Regions from separate parts of the Homo sapiens genome. Here region 1 is linked to region 2. A link is a loop called in an ENCODE intact Hi-C map of the cell type or tissue named here. Cell type or tissue: ascending aorta. All regions are shown on one strand. Links, peaks and the distances in the headings refer to the core of each region. The heading gives the core; the rest is flanking DNA. Region 1 overlaps CPNE9 (copine family member 9). Region 2 overlaps IRAK2 (interleukin 1 receptor associated kinase 2).

Region 1 (7,628 bases), core at 1,511-6,510, 510 kb after region 2:
GTCATTCTCAGGCAGTGGGGTTAGGGTAATTTGCTGACACCCTTTGTGCCGCATAATAAGGTACAGTCATCCCTCAGTATCCACGGGGGATTGGTTCCAAGACTCCTGTGGATACCAAACTCCTCAGATATTCAAGTCCGTCATATAAAATGGTGTAGTATTTGCATATAACCTATACACATCGTCCTGTATACTTTAATTTTTTTAATTTAAATATTTAATTTAAAAAAATGAGCCAGGCATGGTGGCATATGCTTGTAATCCCAGCACTTTGGGAGGCTGAGGCAGGTGGATCACTTGAGGTTGGGAGTTCAAGACCAGCCTGGCCAACATGGTGAAACCCCGTCTCTACTAAAAACACAAAAACGAGCCAAGTGTGGTGGCATGCGCCAGTAATCCCTGCTATTTGGGAGGCTGAGGCAGGAGAATTGCTTGAATCTGGGAGGCGGAGGTTGCAGTGAGCCGAGACCATGCCACTGCACTCCAGCATGGCAACAGAGCAAGACTCTGTCTCAAAAAAAAAAAAAAAAAAAAAGAGATGGGGTCTCACTAAATTGCCTAAGTTGGTCTTGAACTCCTAGGCTCAAGTGATCCTCCTGCCTCAGTCTCCCAAAGTGTTGGGATTACAGGTATGAGCCACCATGCCTGGCCTCTCCTGTTTACTTCAAATCATCCTAAATTACTTAGAGTGCTCCTGACTATCCTTGGGGGGTCAATCCCTTATGTGGGTCCCCTCATTTCCCCCAGCTTCCACCCAGTTCCCTTACCTGGCCACTTGGTTGATGACAGGAGCAAAGTAGGTGGGCCCATAGAGCTGCACTGTGCGCAGGCTCTGGAAATAGCTCTCCAGCACACCCTCGATGCCCGCACAGTTGGGGTCCTCATCATTGTTGTTCTGTCAAAGAATATGCCCTGCCAGGCTGAGCCCATGCAGGGTACATGCAGGAGTGCTCTGATTCCAGCTCACTCCTTCCTTTTTCCATCAGTCCCTTTCATGCTCCCCTCCAAACCCAGCCCTGCTCCCCTCCCTGCTCTGCTATCCTCTCATAGCTTCCTGTTCCTCTACATGCCCTTTGAAGTAATGTAAACAGAACAAAATCATCAACTTGGGTGAACCAGATGCCAGGGCACGGAGGGTAAGCTCTGGCCAATACCATACCAGGGGGAACTGGTGGGAGATCCGTCCCTCTGGGGGCAGCTTGGCCCCAAAGCCATAAGCTGGGAAGAGCTTATCACTGTCATAGTCCTGGATGATCTCTCCCACTGCCTTGAGGGCCATGGCATAGGCGCTGAGCTGGTAGGGACTCATGTAGTGCAGGGAGGTAGGCTGCAGAGGATTCCCTGTAGGGACACAGGAACCCCAGCCTCATGATCATCTGGATCATCCATCTGTTCACCTGCTTATCTTTGTGTGCATTCATCCACCTATATCCATTTATCTGCCCTCTACCCATGTCCTCCCTCCTTATTTTACCCAATCATCCATTTGTTCATTTATCCATCTATCCACCCACCCATCCCTATATCTATTCATCCATTTACCTACCTACCCACACATCCATCCACCCATCTACCTAGCCATACATCTATCTTTCAGTCTACTTATACATCTTTATCCACCAATCTCTCCATTCTCTTATGCAGCTATCCACTTACCCACTCATCCATCCATCAGTCCATCCATCCATCCATCCATCCACCCACTTGTCTACTTGCCATTTTTCTTCATTTTCCACCCATCTATACAACAGTATTATTTTATCCATCCGGCTAGCCAGCCCTCTCCATTCCATTCATTCCCTTGTCTATTCTCATATGGATCTATCCACTCATGCATTTCCCCTAATTACTTGTTATTTCCCCAACTTAAACTTTAGTCCATTTGTCCACCCACATACCCATCGATGCATCTACTTGTCTAACCTATTATACTCACCAACCCATGTACCCACTCCATTTGTTCATGGATCTATGCATCCATTCATGACTCACCACCTGTTCACCTCTCCATCTCTCCTTATACCCCCTTTCTCTCTCATCCATCAGCCTACTCATCCACCTGTTGAGCTATATATCCTTTCAACCCTCTATGATCCATCTACCCATCTATTTTTCTGCACTCTATTTTCCTGGCTGGGTTTTGCCTAAGTTTGGGCTTCTTGGGTAGGTAAACTCTTATCTCTAGGTAGGAATCCAGGCCAACTCCTAATGACTCCCTTAGAAGTGCCTTCCCACCTCCGACTTTTTCACTCATCCGTGTCTCACCATTGGAAGCCGTGAAGTCAATGGCTACTGTGAAGTTCAGCTGTGTCCTGTTGGGGAAGCAGATGAATTGAGAAGTGAGGAACTAATGATTATTACATCACTATTTCTCAAACAGTAATGTGCATATGGATCACGTGGGGCTCATGTTAAAATGCAGATTCTGATCCAGATGGTCTGGGTAGAGCCTAACAAACTCCCAAGTAATGCTGATGCTGCTGGCTCATGGACTACACTTTAGGTAACAGAATTAAATGCCTACTGTGTGGCAGGTGTATTATATGTCATTTAATTTAACCCTTACTATAGCCCTGAAGTAGTGATTAATATCCCCATTTGGCTGGGCGCCGTGGCTCACGCCTGTAATCAGCACTTTGGGAGGCTGAGGAGGGTGGATCACCTGAGGTCGGGAGTTTGAGACCAGCCTGACCAACATGGGGAAACCGCATCTCTACTAAAAATACAAAAAATTAGCCGGGCGTGGTGGCGCATGCCTGTAATCCCAGCTACTTGGGAGGCTGAGGCAGGAGAATTGCTTGAACCTGGGAGGCGGAGGTTGCAGTGAGCCAAGATCGCACCATTGCACTTCAGCCTGGGCAACAAGAGTGAAACGCCATCTCAAAAAAAAAAAAATCCTCATTTTACATAGGAGAAAAGTGAAGTTCAGAGAAGCAAAGTTACCTTTCCCAGGTCTGCCTGCCTCCACCAAACCAAACAGAATGTCCCCTATAGTCTGCTTGGTTGTGCCCTCTCTTCTACCTCTCCCTCTTGCCTGACTATAACTTTATTTGTGCCCCAATTAGGTTACTGGGGCCACCAGTGAAGACCACTGGTCTGGGAGCCATCTTCCCAGGAGGAGTCGAAAGCTAAGAATGAAAAGCAGCCCCATGAAGGGAACTAAGAAGAGCAGTATTTTGCATTTTACAGAGCACTTTATAGTTGGCCAAGTGTTTTAAAGTTTATCTCCATGGTCTCACTGGGCCCTGACCATTCATAAATAAGAAACCTGGGGCTCAGAACTGGGAGTAATTTATTGCCGGGCTTTCAGCCCAGAGCTTGGCCTGTGACTCACCCTCCCTTGATGTAATCAACAAAAGTGAATTCAGAGTCCACAGAGAAGGAGAGCAGCGTCACCTGTGGGACAGAATAGGCAGCCCTGGCACTTTGGAAAAGGCAGTTGGGGTGGCAGAAGGAAGTGAGGCCCATAGGGGCTTGGAAAGAGGCACGTGATGGGAGGCACATGATTCCACCCGCTCCCCCAGTCAGTCCCACCCTGTTCAACTTCTGACAGGGGAAAAGGGGAAGCTGTCAGAAACATCGTTGGATTTCCAAAAGTATATTAAATTGGGAAATACAACTTAGGTTTTTTTCTTTTATTCTGCAAAAGAGTGAAGTCAGAAAAATTTCCTGAGTGAGAAAAAAAACAAAGAAAAACTTAAGTGGTGCTCCTTGTGCCCAATATTACTATTCCAAGTAATCTGTGCCCACTGTCTTGCCCTGCCCTCGATATTTGCCATGCTGTGTCAATGGGGACAGACACGGAAGGATCCAGGGAGGGCCACGGCTCTAGGGAGCACTCACAGTTCCTGAGTTGACATATTTCTTCTTCTTACATTTCTTCCGAGGGTTAAGAACCTAAGGGGAGGAGGTAACAGTGATGATGAGAAACAAAGGAAGGGAGGTCCAGACTGAGCACACTGGGATGGAGGGCCTGGGTGACCTGGGCAGGGCTGGAATGCTCACCTCATATACTGTGAACTGGTTCTGGGCCTTGCTCAGCTCCCGGTAGCTGGTGGTGAACTCACCAATGAAATCGTGGCTGCAATGAGGTGGGCGTGGCTAAGCAGCAGGTGCTGCTGGTTTGGAACCAGAGCTGAACCCAGTCTTTTATTCCTCCTATCCTAAGCCCCTACTTAGGCTGCAGGGCAGCCTAGTGCTGGGGCCATAAGGGAGGCCAAACATAGGGGAAAAACGGGAAGAGACAGTGTCCAGAGAGACAATTGGGGGGATCAGTTGTACCCAAGACACTGGTGTTTATCATCACCTTTCCTGGCTCCTAAAGCTACTTTGGGGTTCTCAGTGAATGTACAACATATTATTGAGAACTGCTTGGGTCAAGTACAGGAGAAGGGACCATGTGGGGCAGTTCTACCTTCCATCCCGGTCCCAGTCGTACACATCAATCTTCACCGTTCTGAAATGTAGGAGATAAACATACCCTAGGTGTGTATGATAAATCCCAGAGACACCCTCATACACTTAACCACACACATATCATCTCCCCATCCACCCATCTGTCTTCCCATTAAGTTGTTCATCTTTCAACCTGCCTCCCATCCTGTCTATTCATTCATCAGTCTGTGCCTGTACCCAACCACCTACCCCTATTAATACTACTCTGGTTAGTACCACTAATACTTTTTTTGTTTGTTTGGTTGGTTTTTTTTTTTTTTTTTTTTTTTTTTTTTACCACTTTGAGCCTTATTGTATTCCAGGCATTTTTCTCAGCACATTCACAGATTGTCTCATTTAACTTAACAATCACCCTATATAAAGTAATTACTATTATTATTATTTTGGGATAAGGAAATTGAGATACAAAAAAAAAAAAGTAATTTGGCTAAGATCTCATAGCTAGTAAATGACTGAACTGAGATTTAAACCCAGGCATCCTGATTCCAAAGACTTTGTTCTTAACTGTCATGCCTAAATCATTCCATATGTCTACCTATCAGTATATCAGCCCATCCAACCATCCGTCTATCCATCTAGCTACCTATTTACCCATATATTTGCCAGTCCAATTACCTATCAGTTCATCTCTTTAGCCACCTAACTATACATCTAGCCATTCACTGACTCACTGAGGCATGCAAGCATCCATCTGTCTGTCTGTCTACCAACTATATAACATCTATCCATCTGGTTATCCATTCATCAGCATAACCATTCATCTACTCATCTATGTGCCCATCCATTCTTCCACCCTTCCACCTACCACCTATCTTTATTATTTATTTATTTATTTATTTATTGAGACGGAGTCTTGCTCTGTCGCCCAGGCTGGAGTGCAGTGGCGTGATCTCGGCTCACTGTAAGCTCCACTTCCCAGGTTCATGCCATTCTCCTGCCTCAGCCTCCTGAGTAGCTGGAACTACAGGCGCCCACCACCACGCCCGGCTAATTTTTTTTGTATTTTTAGTAGAGATGGGGTTTCACCGTGTTAGCCAGGATGGTCTCGATCTCCTGACCTCGTGATCTGCCCGTCTCGGCCTCCCAAAGTGCTGGGATTACATGTGTGAGCCACCGCGCCCGGCCCCTACCATCTGTCTTTATACTACCCATTTACTCATTCATTTGGTTGGCCTATCCATCTAATTTATACCCATCCATCAACTAATTCACCTACAAATCCATCCGTTCATCCATTTGCCATCTATTCATCTATCCAACCATCAATCCACTTGTCACTCTACCTATCTTTTTGTATTCCACCTGCTTTTCTATTCATCCTCCTGCCTCCCCAGTCATCCATCAAACTCTCATTTACCAATTTATCACCCACCCATCCATCAGCTCATTCATCCGTTAATCACCCATCACCTGTATATCCACAAACCCACCCATCAGTCCAATTATCCATTCTTCTGCTGTCCATTCATTTATCTGCCCCTCTACCCACCCATCAATTCACTCATATATCCATCCACATACATATCCAACCATTCACCAGTTTACCCATCCAACGATCCATCCATGTATCTGCTTATTCATTTGTTCATCTGCCTTTTCATCTACCCATCCACCTACCATTCCATCCATCAGTCGATCCATCCCTGGATAGTCCACCTATCCATCTGTGTGGCTATCCATCTGCCTGTCCATCCACCCAACCTCATGCCCCAAACTCTGTCTCACTGAGCAGGACCCTCCAACGCTATTATGATACTTCTACTATCATTCTTGGGCCCAGGAACCACACTGGCATGTCCTTGGCTCCTTACTCCCCAGCTTATGCTGGAGCCAACCTGTCATAGTCTCCATTGCACAGAGCCCGCACAGGGATGCTGAAGGGCTGCCACACAGGATTCAGCGTGTTTTTCACAACCTCTGTCTTGTGGCAGATGGTGAACCTGGAGGGGAGTGGGAAGAATTGGTATAATTTATCTCGTGCCCGGGGTAGGACTGAATCCAGATGCTCTCAGAGATTCCTGAGATTCCCCCACTTGTTAAGCACATGGCCCACCCCAGCCTAACAGCCCTGATGGCAGTGACTCACGTGCCATCCTCATTGCTCCTGTAGAACACAAGGAAGGGGTCTGATTTCCCAAAGAAGTCCTTCTTGTCCAGCTTGTTTGCACACAGCTGCATGGTGGCAATGTCCTAGGGATGGATGAAGTTGGGCTGGTGGCACCCCAATTGTCCATAGCCTTCAGACAGTCCATTAAAGGGTTTACGGGGAGAGAAGGGAGCTCCTGGGTCTAGCATGTGGCCCTTACTGACCCGACAATTGCTAAGCTCTTCTGCAGTCAGCAATATGGTCCCACACTTCTTGCCTGGTACACCCCTGGAAGCAGAAAAAGCCTCTTAGTGAGAGGAGGGAGGGTAGGCAACAAGGATTGAGTGGCCAGTCTGGGGTTAGGTGGGCCAGGGGATTCAGTTTGCCATTTACTGACAGTCCCTTGTGTCTTGAGTGCCTTCTGGTGAGGAAGGGCCTCACTTTGACTGGGTGGGGTCTGCAGTCTGGTGAAAAGGGGTTAGAACAGCTTAGGTGAACATCTCACAACAGTAGCATGAGAAAGACATGGGATTTAGAGCCAGTGGATTTTATGATTGTTAAGCTGTGTGACCCTGGGCAAGTTATTTACCCTTCCTCGGCCTTAGTCTTTTTCTCTATGAAATGGGAATCATGATGACTTGTCAGGGCTGTGAACAGATCTGAATGAGTGCATGGAAGGAAAAGCAACTCGTAAGCCTTATAGATATGAGCTGGTTGTAGTCTTCAAAGCTGACTCTGGTTCTTACTATATGCTGGGTGCTGTGATAGATATGAATTGGGCAACTGGCTCTCTCCGGCTCTGCTAGACTGCCCGCAGGGAGCTTTGGGGGCGGGGGTAGGTGGAATGTCAATGCCAATAGGTAAGTAGAGTGGATTGTAGTGATACTGAATGAGGGAGAAGAATTTCTGTCCAGACCCAGGGACAAAAGGGCTAGCTTGTTAGGTCAAAGCTGATGTGCTTTCTGAAGACCATGGAGAGGGAGATTTAAAAGACAAGGGAAACTTTATCCTTTCCTGACCCTAGAAGGAACACTTCCATGTGCTTGAATGGTGCATACGAGAACCCCCATCCCCAGCAGTAAGAGAC
Region 2 (7,438 bases), core at 2,439-7,438:
TCAGAACATACATGTCTTTTTCAATTTACTTTTTTATTTTTTTGAGACAGAGTCTCACTCTGTTGCCCAGGCTGGAGTGCTGTGGCACAATCTCGACTCACTGTACTCTGCCTCCCAGGTTCAAGCGATTCTCCTGCTTCAGCCTCCTGAGTAGCTGGGATTACAGGCACTCGCCACCACACAGGGCTAATTTTGTGTTTTTAGTAGAGACGGGGTTTCACCATGTTGCCCAGGCTGGTCTTGAACTCCTGAACTCAAGTGATCCACCCACCTCAGCCTCCCAAAGTGCCGCGATTACAGCCGTGAGCCACTGTGCCCGGCCTCTTTTTCATTTTTTTAAAATAAGAATGTTTGTGTTGGCTTTATTCAGAATTGCCAAAACCTGGAAATAACCCAAATGTCCAGCAACTGGTAAATGGATAAACAGTCATCTATCCATACAATGGAATACTCTTCAGCAATGAAAAGGAATGAATTACTGACACGTCAACAACATGGATGAATCTAAGCACCATGCTACATGAAGGGGGACAGAAACAAATGGGTGCATCTGCCATGGGCCCATTGATATGACCCTCTAAAGAAGATAGAGCTATGTGGACAGAAATTAGATGAGTAATTGCCAGGACCTGTAAGTGGAGGGAATTTTCTGGGGTGACAAAAATATTCCGTATCTTGATTGTGGTGGTGGTTACATGACTGTATACATTTGTCAAAACTCATACAGGCTGGGCGCCATGGCTCACACCTGTAATCCTCACAATTTGGGAGGCCAAGATGGGAAGATCGCTTGAGCCCAGGCATTCGAGGCTGCAGTGAGCTACAATCATGCCACTGCACTCTGGCCTGGGTGACAGGGCAAGACCCCTCCCTATCTCTAAATCAAATTAAATTAAATTTGGCCAGGCGCAGTGGCTCACTCCTGTAATCCCAACACTTTGGGAGGTCAAGGTGGGCAGATCACCTGAGTGATGTCAGGAGTTCAAGACCAGCCTGGCCAACATGGCAAAACCCTGTCACTACTAAAAAAAATACAAAAATTAGCCGGGTGTGGTGATGCGCACCTGTAGTCCCAGCTACTCAGGAGGCTGAGGCAGGAGAATCTCTTGAACCCGGGGGGTGGAGGTTGCAGTGAGCCAAGATCACGCCCACTGCACTCCAGCCTGGGCAACAGAGCGAGACTCTGTCTCGAAAAAAAAAAAAATGCCACTACAAATATCCTTGTTCATCTGCCTCTCCTCACATGTGTGCATGTTTCTCTAGGCACAAATGGAACTGCCGTGTCAGAGGGTACTCATATTTTCAATTTAGGTGGAAACCACCAAATGCCCTCAGGAAACACTGTGGCAACTAACACTTTCCCAAGCCTGGAGGAGGCCTGCTTCCTCCTACCCTGGGCCACAGGAAATCAGCAAGCTTTCCTCCCTGACTCAAATCTTGATTAACCATTGGATTGCACCTACCACAACAGAACATGATAAGAGACCATACAAGAGTCTAGAATAAGAGAAAGAAACTACATTTTAAAAAATTGTTATTTTCCACATTTTTAGAAATCATTAGCAAAAAAATAATTCTAGACAACTTCCTGTCAGTGCCTCAAAAGCCTCCTTCCACTGTGACACTTGTCCGGGGAGCCCCAGAGGACTGCTGGGAAATCCATCTCAAGAAAATAGTCAGGAGATGAGAAACTGCCCCCAAACAGCCCCAAACCACATCTGAGCTGCCCAGACAGACCTCTCTGCAGCATATGGGATTGACTGCCCAAAAGGGGTGGAACTCACAGAGTTCATCAAAGGAACATGTCGTGACTTTCTGCATGGAGTAGCGAGGCCTTCAGCCTCCCTACCCCAGAGCCCAGGGGATGCTTCTGGGGCCCAGTCACCAGAAATAAATAAATAAATAAAATAATAATCTGTCTGTTCCAATGGCCTCAATACCCAGTAGGAAAAGGTGCCCCCTCTCAAACTGATGAGGAAGACTAGAGTTTGGATGAGATTTGAAACTCTGCAAAAGCCTTGGGTTCAATTTAAACCCCACTTCCACCACTGGTCTCACTGAGGGGCGTGAGACAAGTCACTTCAGCTTGCCCTCAGTTTTCTCAGCTGTAAATGGGAATGATAATACTGAATTCGTATGGTTGGACTGTCACAAGAAACAAGCAGGAGACTGCTGTGGTTAAGAACTCAAGATCCTGTAATCCCAGCACTTTGGGAGGCCGAGGCGGGCGGATCACGAGGTCAGGAGATTGAGACCATCCTGGCTAACACAGTGAAACCCCATCTCTACTAAAAATACAAAAAAATTAGCCAGGTGTGGTGGTGGGCGCCTGTAGTCCCAGCTGCTCGGGAGGCTGAGGCAGAAGAATGGCATGAACCCGGGAGGTGGAGCTTGTAGTGAGCCGAGATTGCACCACTGCACTGCAGCCTGGGCGACAGAGCAAGACTCCGTCTCAAAAACAAAAACAAAAAAAAAACTCATGATGTCGGCTCAGGGAGATCTGACTCAGAATTCCAGCTCTGACACTTGGTAATTCCAACTGAGATCCTAGGCCAAACTCAGAGCCAGCTTTCCTCATCTGCAGATGAATATAATGACTCTATCATGGAAAAATTGAGATGATTTAGGTAGATAATGTATGGAAAGTATTTAACACAAAGTCAGGCTAGGTTGTTATATTTTTATTCTTTTTTGAGAGAGGGTCTCACTCTGTCACCCAGGCTGGAGTGCAGTGGTGCAATCTTGGCTCACCGCAACCTCTGTCTCCTGGGTTCAAGCGATTCTCCTGCCTCAGCCTCCCAAGTAGCTGGGATTACAGGTGTGTGCCACTACGCTTGGCTAATTTTTGTATTTTTAGTAGAGACAGGGTTTCGCCATGTTGCCCAGGCTGGTCTCGAACTCCCAGCCTCAAGTGATCCGCCCGCCTTGGCCTCCTCCAAAGTGCTGGGATTAGAGGTGTGAGCCACCACACCCAGCCAGGTTGTTATATTTTTTAAATGACTGTGTATATCAGATCTTTGGCCTACAAAATGGAAATTGTTTTTATTATAGAAACTTGTTTAAAAGGGCTGAAATTAACTTTTATCAATTTGAGGAAAATCCCTAATGAATTGCCTGATATATAGAGAAGTGCTTTCTCTTTTATACAAGTGCTTTCTATAAACATTCCAAAATCTTTTTTTTTTTTTTTTTTTTGAGATGGAGTCTCGCTCTGTCACCCAGGCTGGAGTGCAGTGGCATAATCTTGGTTCACTGCAACCTCTGCCTCCCAGGTTCAAGTGATTCTCCTGCCTCAGCCTCCCGAGTAGCTGGGATTACAGGCACATGCGACCACACCTGGATAATGTTGGGGGTTTTTTGTAAGTTTTTTCTTTTCTTTTTTTTTAATAGAGACAGGGTTTCACCATGTTGGCCAGGCTGGTCTTGAACTCCTGGTCTCAAATGATCCACCCACATCAGTCTCCCAAAGGCTGTGATCACAGGCATGAGCCACCGCACCAAGCCCCAGATGCTATTATCATGAAAAAGCAATGGTTGGCTGGCAGGTGGGGATGGGAGGTTAAAGCTGCTTTGTGGGGATGCAAATGCAACCTTGTACCGGGCCTCATTTGCATGTGTAAAACTAGCTAGAATTGAGGTCGTTGCCCTCTCTACAGAGCTGTGAGGCCCAAATATACCTCCCAGCCAGATGTGACAAGTTCCCTTACCAGGTAAACCGGGCTTCGGTTGTTATCCATTGCAGGGATGCCCGTGAGGACCTCGGCCAACACCTGGAGAGAACAGAACGTGAGTTAGCATGGTTCAGACGCTCGTGCACACAGCCAGGCAGCAGATTCTGTCTTCTCTTCTCAGTTCTGAGCTCCAGGTGCAGCTCTGCCATTGCCAGCAGACACACCTGCCCAAAATCTGGAACATGGGAATATCACTAAACACCTCCTCCAATTAAAGATGCCACCAAGCTGCCAGTGGAAGGTTGTAATTAATTGATAGCCAGGCAGAGAAGATGGTTTTCAAAAATTCATGTGTGTGTGTGTTTATATGTATTACCATAAGATATATATAGGTATAGATAAATATAGATACACACACACGTATATATACACTATTTTTTAAAGATTGTTTCATTTAAAAATCCTTCAGCTGGCTGGGCACGGTGGATCATGCCTGTAATCCCAGCACTTTGGGAGGCTGAGGTGGGCGGATCACGTGGTCAGGAGATCGAGACCATCCTGGCTAACACAGCGAAACCCCGTCTCTACTAAAGATACAAAAAAATGAGCCAGGCGCGGTGGCGGGTGCCTGTAGTCCCAGGTGCTTGGGAGGCTGAGGCAGGAGAATGGCGTGAACCTGGGAGGTGGATCTTGCAGTGAACTGAGATCGCACCACTGCACTCCAGCCTGGGCGACAGAGCAAGACTCCGTCTCAAAAAAAAAAAAAAACACCAAAAAACCTTCAGCTATGGCAAGCAGGCATTGCTCTGTGAATCTCAGGGAAGGAAAGACTCTGCATGCAGGCAGGTATCTATTCTAGACAAATCTTGCAGCATCCATAGCATGTTTCACTCACAGGCCTTTACTAACATTATTTATTCATTAGCGCATCCACTCGCAGAAGGAGCACAACCCTGTATACGTGTAAGTCACCACAAAATTGGCAAACCATGATATATGTCTTCATAAACAGGAAACTGCTTTGAACAGGGTTTCTCAGTAGAGACAATGCTATGATGGCTAAGGGCTCTACAGTCAGGCCTGAGTTCAAATTCTGACTCTGTTCCTTATATGCTCAGGTGATCTTTAGGCAAGTAACTAAAACCTGAGCCTCAGTGTCCTCATCTGTTAAATGGGGACTAGCAGTTGTGAATATTAAAGGTGTGAAGACCCCACACTTAGTGTGGAACCTCTCTCCCACAGCATCTCTCAAAGCAAGTCAGAATAGGGTCACATTTATAGCCAAGAATCCCTCCAAGCCTGGAGGAAGGAAAGGATAAAGGTTTTAAACCACCCAGGATTAATAACAGACTGGCAGTGACCAGAAAAGGGCAGCAGAGGGCATCACTGCTGCAAGTGGGACAGGAGCCAATTGAAAAGGGACTCCTGACAGGTCCCTGCCAGGAAGGGACAGAACAAGGGGAAATGAATAAACAAAGACTTCCTGTGCCCCTTTCACAGAGCAGGCTCTGAGCCAAGTCCTTTATAGAGGTCACTGAGCACTCACCAAAAAACACTGAGCAATGCACTGTGATCCCCACAGGAGGAATCAAAGTTCAAAAGCGTTATCAGTCAACCAGAGGCAGGGCTGAGCAAAAGGGTGGCAGGAGCCAGGAGGCATTCAATGAATGAATGGATGGATGGGTGGTAGATGGATGGATGGATGGATGGATGGATGGATGGATGGATGGATGGATGGATGGGTATGTGGGTGGGAGGGTGGGTGCATGGGTGGATGAATAGATGGATAGGTGGGAGGGTGAATGGATGGATGAGGAAGTCATCTGTGACGCTAACACACCAGTTAGAAGGTCAAGAGTAAACAGATATCAGAAGGAGGGTGTAAAGGTGGGAATAACAATAACCACAGTCATCATAATATTCTTGGTAGGTGCAGGGTGCAGGGTGCCATGCTCACCTGCTTATATACATTATCCCATTCATCTCCATGTGTATCGTTAGCCCCATCTTACAGAAGGCTTAACTGAGGCCCAGAGACAGAAGTGCTAGGTGTAAGTCACACAGCTGAAAGTAACTGAGCCGGGCCTAGGGGTTCTATCCCCCTGGTTCTTTTTTTTCTTTTTTTTTTTTTTTGAGACAGAATCTTGCTCTGTTGCCCAGGCTGGAGTGCAATGGCGCGATCTCGGCTTACTGCAACCTCTGCCTCCCAGGTTCAAGTGATTCTCCTGACTCAGCCTCCCAGGTAGCTGCGATTACAGGCACATGCCACCACACTCAGCTAATTTTTGTATTTTTAGTAGAGCCGGGGTTTCACCATGTTGGCCAGGTTGGTCTTGAACTCCTGACCTCAGGTGATCTGCCCACATCGGCCTCCCAAAGTACTGAGATTTTAGGCATGTGCCACCACTCCCTGCCCATCCCCCTGGTTCTTAAAGGAGAAGGAGCCTGGACTAGCCCTGCTGAGCTTCACTGAACAACTTGCAGTGGGGCTGAGGGAGGCAGAGGAACCAGCTGGGAGACACGGAGGTGCAGAATCTGGGGTTCTGGCTGAGGGCAGAGGTGACTCAGGGCCACGGTTCTGGTAGCAGAGGTAGACAGACAGGAGACTGTGGTCAGAGAGAGGAAGTACAGAGTTCAAGGCTAGAGAAGAAAAGAGGGTGAGGCCCAAGGGGCAGCTGTATGCACTTGGCTGAAGCCAACCTGACTGTTACTCTTCTCAGCCAGCATTTCCCAGACTGGGTTCCATGGAACACTGACAAGGACAGATATTCTGAGAACACAAGGTTCCATAGTCAAATGAGCTTGGGAAACACTGCATACCCCTCTCTGGTGAATTCACAAGTACCAGATTAAAGGCTCACTACCATTCAACCAGCTTGAATTAATCTTGTGGTAAAGAAACCTGCTTGACTTTGCCTAATGCAATATTTCCAAGCCTGTCAGGGCACAAACCCTTTTAACACATCAATCCTAGAGGTCCGAAGGAACTGGAGTTCTACAGAAATATACTTTGGAGACTGCTACATGCAGACCATGAGCTCCTGAGGGGAGGGACTGTGTTTTTGTTACATTCATATTCCTAGTGCCTGGCACGACATAATGGCAGACAAGGATGGTGGTGGTGGTAGGGTGGGATGCTGGGTGGGTCAGTGGTCGCTGAATGGATGGGCAGCTAAAGGGTAGATGGATGATCGGACAGCGATGAACAAATAAGGACAAATAGACAACTGGATGGACAAGTGGATGGCTGGATGGGAATTACGGAAGTCAGGAGAGGATATCTGGAGCCTACTAGAACCTGGACACTCATGAGTGGTTTTCCTTCAAGGGCTGGCAAATTTCTTCTGTAACACGCCACACAGTAAATATGTGAGCTTTTGGGGAGCATGTTCAGTCTCTATCACATATTCTTTGTGTTTAAAAATATAATCCTTTATAAATGTAAAACTACCCTTAGCTCACAGACCATACAAAATACGCCACAGGCCAAAGTGGCCTGTGGGCCACAGTTTGTCAGCCCCTGTTGTACTTTGATGGAACCTGTCTGTGTGCCTCTACCGTATCCTGTGATTACAAAGGAGCCGTGGGAAGGACAAATCAAGGTGGGCCCCACTCTACGCAGAGCAGGACACTCTTACTATTCCACAGCTGAAGATGTCCACTCGCTTTGTCAGCTGCCCCACCCGGATGAAATCCTCTGGCAGATACGCGGCTGACGTCCGGAGCAGGTGAGTCTTCATCATGGTGTATTTTGACCTTTTGTTGAC

The links. A loop is a pair of places that touch in the nucleus more often than their neighbours do. Peaks named below come from ENCODE experiments on the same cell type or tissue, not always from the same donor. Only the 100,000 strongest peaks of a DNase experiment are listed, where the experiment ranks them.
Region 1: a loop joins it to region 2, with 4 times the contacts of the local background. A loop is called at or near these places in 10 of 110 quality-filtered maps.

Annotation. Positions count from the first base shown.
Region 1 is chr3:9,711,742-9,719,369 of GRCh38, reverse strand. CPNE9 (copine family member 9) reads right to left here. Exons shown (of 21, transcript NM_153635.3): 8 at 6,766-6,829; 9 at 6,542-6,645; 10 at 6,291-6,395; 11 at 4,415-4,456; 12 at 4,006-4,081; 13 at 3,844-3,897; 14 at 3,335-3,396; 15 at 2,266-2,312; 16 at 1,160-1,341; 17 at 768-895. Among named protein-coding and RNA genes, the nearest start is that of CPNE9, 12 kb to the right of the region's middle. RefSeq lists a silencer at 3,455-3,584. In ascending aorta, for the core only: a CTCF peak has its summit at 3,410; a DNase peak (open chromatin) is centred at 3,389; H3K27ac peaks cover 2,017 bases.
Region 2 is chr3:10,222,703-10,230,140 of GRCh38, reverse strand. IRAK2 (interleukin 1 receptor associated kinase 2) reads right to left here. Exons shown (of 13, transcript NM_001570.4): 9 at 7,310-7,438; 10 at 3,708-3,770. Among named protein-coding and RNA genes, the nearest start is that of TATDN2, 22 kb to the left of the region's middle. RefSeq lists a silencer at 3,422-3,716 and enhancers at 3,830-3,879, 4,055-4,837. In ascending aorta, for the core only: a CTCF peak has its summit at 5,036 (motif pointing right); a DNase peak (open chromatin) is centred at 5,100; H3K27ac peaks cover 1,808 bases.